Regions from separate parts of the Homo sapiens genome. Here region 1 is linked to region 2. Evidence: chromatin loops called from intact Hi-C (ENCODE). Cell type or tissue: HCT116. All regions are shown on one strand. Each heading gives the region's core, and the rest is flanking DNA. Links, peaks and the distances in the headings are about the cores only.

Region 1 (2,918 bases), core at 219-2,718, 460 kb before region 2:
TAAACTGATGGTATAAGGGTCCCTTTCTTGAGGCTGAGACAGTGAGGTAGAAAGGAAAGCAGGCATGGGAGTGGCTCATGGTAATGGGGCACCAAGATAATACTCTTTACTTCTCACAGGGGAGCACTTCCCAGGGCATGATCTGTCTCTTTTCATAACCTTGAGGCTGCCGCTTGTCTACTTTGAGCCTCTTTCCCACCTGTAGAAGGAACACATTGGAAATGGACTGTAGGACCTCAGAAGATTTCTTTCAGACTTTGAAGGGGTTTAAGATGTTGACATACACACCATAGAACATTATTATTAATACCTCCCTTGGCCTCCTTTCCCACCTGTAGAAGGGGCGCACTGGAAATGGACTGACTGTAGGACCTCAGAAGATTTCTTTCAGACTTTGAAGGGGTTTAAGATGTTGACATACACACCATAGAACATTATTATTAATACCTCCCTTGGCCCTTCCTCCCAAAATTGTATTCACCTAGCAAGACCTGACAGGAGCATTCATGGCTCAGACCACTTGCAAAGTTCATGTAACACAAGCAAGAAGTAAATCTTTGTGTGGTGTATGCCACTGAAGTATTGGGGTGACTTGTTACTGCGCATAGCCTAGTGAAAGCCGACTTACATAACTTTCCTTTTAGCTTATCAGACTAACGCATACAATGAAGACGACCTTGTAATTAAGGTTCCACTGTCTCAAGTAGAAAGACCTATATTTGACATCTAGATCTGACACTGGATTTATTACCTTGGATAAATCACTTGACTTCTAGATCTTATTTTCCTTGTTTTAAAAAGGAAATAATAAAATATTATGTTTTTTCTAATAATTGTTATTTTTCTACTACAACCATTAATAATCATTGCTACCACTTTTTCTCCCTTCCTTTTGAGCTCGTATCAGTCACTGGGGCTAAGCATCTTCCACGGGTGGGATATTCACCACAATTTCATGAGGTAGTTTAATTACTCCCATTTTACGGATTTAGTACTCAAGATCTTGCAACATCAAGCAATCTGCCCATGGCCACACAGCAGACAAGAGTAGACATACAATGTTGGCTAAAGCAAAGTGTGTTGAATTTAGCAAGGGTCTCAACTATACAATTTAGATATGTAATATTTTTATTGTTCTTAATTACAGTACCTAACACAACATCATGCATAGGTGAGAACCTTTGATTGTTTCTGGATTTTAAAAATTTTTGTTGCTTCTTGCCACAAGATGGCACCCAAAGCCAACAAGCTCTAACAAGCTACTGGGTCCTGCCCTGAGTCAGTTCCCAGCACGGCTTTGTCAGATAGGTTTGCAAACAGGCCTCACACCTTGCTCAGACCAGGGGGCCCAACCTGGCAGAATTTATCAGTGTCTATTTGGGTTCCAAACATCTGGACACCTCAGCCAACACTGGAAACACATTTGGAATCTTTCCCCATATATTTCACATTTTTCCAAATCAAATAACTTTACCTTGGAAACTTCCACCAAATCTTCTTCTTTTTAGAAATTCCAGAGGTCCTCTTCCAGAAATGATATATCTGCCCACCTCTGGCCTAGTTGTATTATTATAAATGTTGCCATTTAATGCAATAAAATAGATATTTAATGTAACTAAAGCTTTTGAGCTTACTGTTACATTAAAAATCCCACTATACTACCCAACTATGGCCCATGGGACTGTATTGTAGGCCAAACCTGGGAGCTTATTAGAAACACAGAATTTTAGGATCTGCTCCTGGCCCACCGGATCAAAATCCGCACTTAAATAAGATTCCACTGGTGGTTCATATCACATTAGAGTTTGAGAAGATACACAAGAGCCACTGGCCCACAGGTGATTTTCCTATAAATTAAAAAAAGTGCTTCCTGGATTTACATCAATGAAGTATCTAAAATAATCAATTCTATAGAATCAGAGAATGGAATGGTGGGGCTGTGGGAGAGGGGAGAGGGGGACAACTGGTGTAGGTTTCAGTCAAGCAAGATGAACATGCTCTAAAGATCTGCTGCATGATATTGTACCTGTAATCAACACTCATGCATGATATGCTTACATGTTTATTAACAGGATGTATCTCACGTTAAGTGTTCCCATCACAATTTTTTTAAAGTCCTTTCCTATGGACAGATGCTGCCACAAACTGGTGAGCACAGCAGGATTTCAGGTCATATTGTGCATATCCTCTCCCTCTTTCTCCCTCTCCCTCCTTCTCCCTTTCTCTTTCCCTCCCACCTTCCATTTCCCCCTCTCTCTATGGTATATATACCCACAGATTCACCATCATATACACATATATTTGTTTAATTAAAACACAACAGCTTATCTTGCAAATACGTCTGCAAAAATCACTGTTTAATATTCAGCTACTTGGGATATTTGTGTCACATCCATTAGTCCTGGTAATCAAAAATTTGTTATTCTCTGAATCCTGGGATAAACATACACCCACTCACAAACTCACACTGCAAAAAGCGTAAAAAGAATTGATTATGTATGCATATCTCTCTGACTACATTCACACCAACCCAATACAACTTGCATATGTCTTTAAATGTTTTAGGATCTTTTTAAAATGTAATAACAAAATATTCTTGATGATTTTTGCTTTAATTCTCATCTTGTTCTCCCTAAGCCTTTTCTGTCTGATGCCCAGTGTCTGAGGAATTAAGTTAAATCCTTCTGGAAAGCCCTGAGCTGGGCCAAGCTTCCCCTTCCATTATTCCCAGGGACAGTGACGTCCTTGGTTTCAGGTGCTGCCAACAGAGCTATGTGTCACCCAAAAGAAGAAGGATTACAAAATGGCAAAAAGAGGATCTTGCAGGAGCACAGAGCAGGAGGCAGAGATGTAGAAAGAGAGGAGGAAAGGGGGAGGAGTGAGAAAGGAGTAGGAAGGTGGAAAAGTGAAGAATCAGT
Region 2 (2,918 bases), core at 95-2,594:
GTGGGAGAAAAAACAGTACCTGCGGGACCAGAATACAAAGGGTTGGAGGCCAATAGAAGTGCCGCCCAAAGAGAGGTGCAGATGCATGAAGGGCTGGATGAAGATCTAGTGGATTATTTTAGGCTTTTCATTTTTCTCCCAGGAGCAATAGGAGGCTACTGAAGGGCTTTAAAGAAGAAAGATGATGAGATTTGCATTCTGGAAAAAAATAATTGTTGTAGCTGCAGAATGGGGCTGAATTGGAGGCAGGATGAGAAAGAATTCAGGCAGAATAGGTAGGGAAAGAGATGACTGTGGCACAGACCAGGGTAGTAGAGGAGGGGATGGAGGGGAGTGGAGGGATTCAAGAGAGGATTTGGGGACCAAATAGAAATGACTTGGAAATGACTTCGATGTGGATTGAGATAGGCCTGACTCCTAGGTTTCCAGCTTGCACATTTGTCTGGATGGGAATGTCTTCACTGACAATGGAAACACTATAGAAGGATCAGGCTTGGGGCAGAAGTGGGACAGGGTCCTTTGGGACATTGAAGAAGAAATATCAAGTAGGCAATTGTACACATGGCTCTAGTTTCTGACCACTAAGGTGAGAAGGTAGCCTCTGTTGTATTGTATTGCACCATCTTTTGGATGAGTTTTTGGGGTTGGAGAGGCAGCCTGGAGAGGAGAGTCAGTGGGGCCTGGGCCAGGAGGGTATTTGCCACTCCTGGCCACTCTCTCCAGAGCAACTATAGCAGCTTTCTAGCCCAGGTACTTGAGTTCGGCTGCTTAAGAATTTTTGACACTGAATAAACAGGGCTTGAAAGAACCTAGTTAACAAAAGATCAGATGGGACCTAGCAGAAGGCTCATGAGTCCTTGACAAAAGAAAGTTCTGAGGCCTAATATTTGTTCTTCCTACCCAAAGTTGAGTTATAAACAGTGTACCACTATTGACCTTCACTGGGATTTGCTTTCCTGGGATCTGGAGAAGCACAGCGTGTTCCTGTGCATGAACATACTGTTATCTTTGGCTTGGTCTGAGGCTGTAGAACAGTCCAGATGGTGCTCCTGCCACCTGGAGGACAGAAGCGGAGGTGGAGGCTGGTCTCCTGCTATCTCCCCCACACTTTGGGGGCACAGAGAATCCATGGGAGGAAAACAAGGAACTGGTTTCTCCAAGAAGTTGTACAAACCAATGTCAACAGGTCAAGCCAGGGCTTTGGGAAGTCAGACATGGGCACTGATACATTTCTTAAAAGCCTGGGGGACAAGCGGATCACCTTCTCCCATAGAACACCCCGGGGGTTACTATCAGAAGGGGAATAATGGGTGGATGGACCATGGGACCTTCTGCTTTGTCTGTTTGCACATATCCTTCTTGTTGTTGGCAGGTGACTCACTCTTCCACCATGGAACAAGGACAGACCTAACCCCTGAATGAGATAAGCAACTGAGCATGGTGCCTCAGCTCCTACCTCTCCTCTTTAGGGGTCTGTCCACTTGCAAAAAGCATGTGTTTTCATCTGCTCAAGAGGTTAGCAGTAAAGACTCTGCCCCCGTGGGCAAGACCTGTGTTTTCCTGCTTTGCCTGTGACTGAGTGGATACATTTTATTCTGCAGCACAATTTTAGTAAGCTCATTTAGCATTCCTACTAAACCTTGCTGTCTAATATCAGCTTTAAATATTAAATGTGATTTTTCAATCTCCCAATATAGGGAGATTGAAAGGAACAGGAGTGTCACTCATTGGGCTTCCGAAAATCCCAACAAATAGAGAAAACTGTCTGGAATGCAGAGCCTTGAAGATCTTTGTATGGCTTTAAAATGTGACATATCCTCCCAGGTAGTTAAGAAAATTCAGCTGCTTAGAGAATTGAACTGGACCTTCTGATTGCCATATCTAATCTGGGTACAAGTATGTAGTAGATAACTTTCTCCCATCAATAAGTGTGAATTCATCACGTAGCCATTCCAATACAGGACAAACCAAGGCAAAACAAAGAAAAAGAAAACTGTATTTGTGCCTTTCCCGGGACTCACAGAGTTGCCACGCAAGGTTATTTTTGATTTGCCCCTCCAAATCCATTTCCAGCTTTTTTAGCTCTGCCTTGAGCTGCAGGAGACTGCCGGTATGGACTGTATCAATGGGCTTCTGGTGGTTCAGCCAGAGGGAGGCACTAGTAAGCGGTCAGAAGGTGGGAAAGAGAGATGTCAGTGTTTTTGACTCCCCTCTTCACTAGGGTATGGTGGTCCTGTTCCTCTACTGATGAGCAAACTCCCATCAAAGGCCTCCTCTCCCACATTACAGCTCTTACTGGGTTCTGGCACCTGCCAGTTCTCCCCTTGACCCTTCAAACCTGGGGGTGTAATGGCTGCCCACTTTCATCAGTCCCCTGGTGCCTCAGAGTCCCTTCTGATCCCATTTAGTCCTCTACAGATAGTCTTTTCTTTAATGTTCTTTGTACCATCCTGAATGCACTCTGTTTTCTGTTGAGACTTGAGTCAGAAATATTCACTACCAATAGTGAATTAAAAGCCTTCTGAATTTCAGTCCGAATTCTTGGCTATGTTCACACTTCCCTGCACTGGTAACTGGTGTACAGCGACCAGGTACTGTCTAGAAAAATGCATCTTTGGGATACTCTGATCCCTACATGCATCTCTCCATGAACAGACGTAGTTCATTGGTTGGCTCCCTTGAGTCAATGGGCAGGGAGAGCATTTCAGCATTGTGAGAATCGGTGCATTAGAAACACTTGCAGCTCCCCATGACTCAGAACCCATGGCATTCTAGAAATCTTTAATGCCTATTATATTCAGAGTTTTAAAAAGTTATTAATGTACTTTGGGAGGCTGAGGCGGGCGGATCACAAGTTCAGGAGTTCAAGACCAGCCTGGCCAATATGGTGAAACCCAGTCTCTACTAAAAATACAAAA

Evidence for each region. Hi-C counts contacts between places; a loop is a spot of excess contacts. Peaks named below come from ENCODE experiments on the same cell type or tissue, not always from the same donor. Only the 100,000 strongest peaks of a DNase experiment are listed, where the experiment ranks them.
Region 1: it touches region 2 in a loop (6-fold over the local background); 2 of 110 quality-filtered maps call a loop at or near these places.

What each region holds. Positions count from the first base shown.
Region 1 is chr5:38,207,737-38,210,654 of GRCh38, forward strand. No RefSeq gene overlaps it. Among named protein-coding and RNA genes, the nearest start is that of EGFLAM, 49 kb to the right of the region's middle. In HCT116, for the core only: a CTCF peak has its summit at 1,231 (motif pointing right); a DNase peak (open chromatin) is centred at 1,245.
Region 2 is chr5:38,666,158-38,669,075 of GRCh38, forward strand. The region is part of intron 8 of LIFR-AS1 (LIFR antisense RNA 1); the gene reads left to right. Among named protein-coding and RNA genes, the nearest start is that of LINC01265, 53 kb to the right of the region's middle. In HCT116, for the core only: a CTCF peak has its summit at 1,059 (motif pointing left); a DNase peak (open chromatin) is centred at 1,044.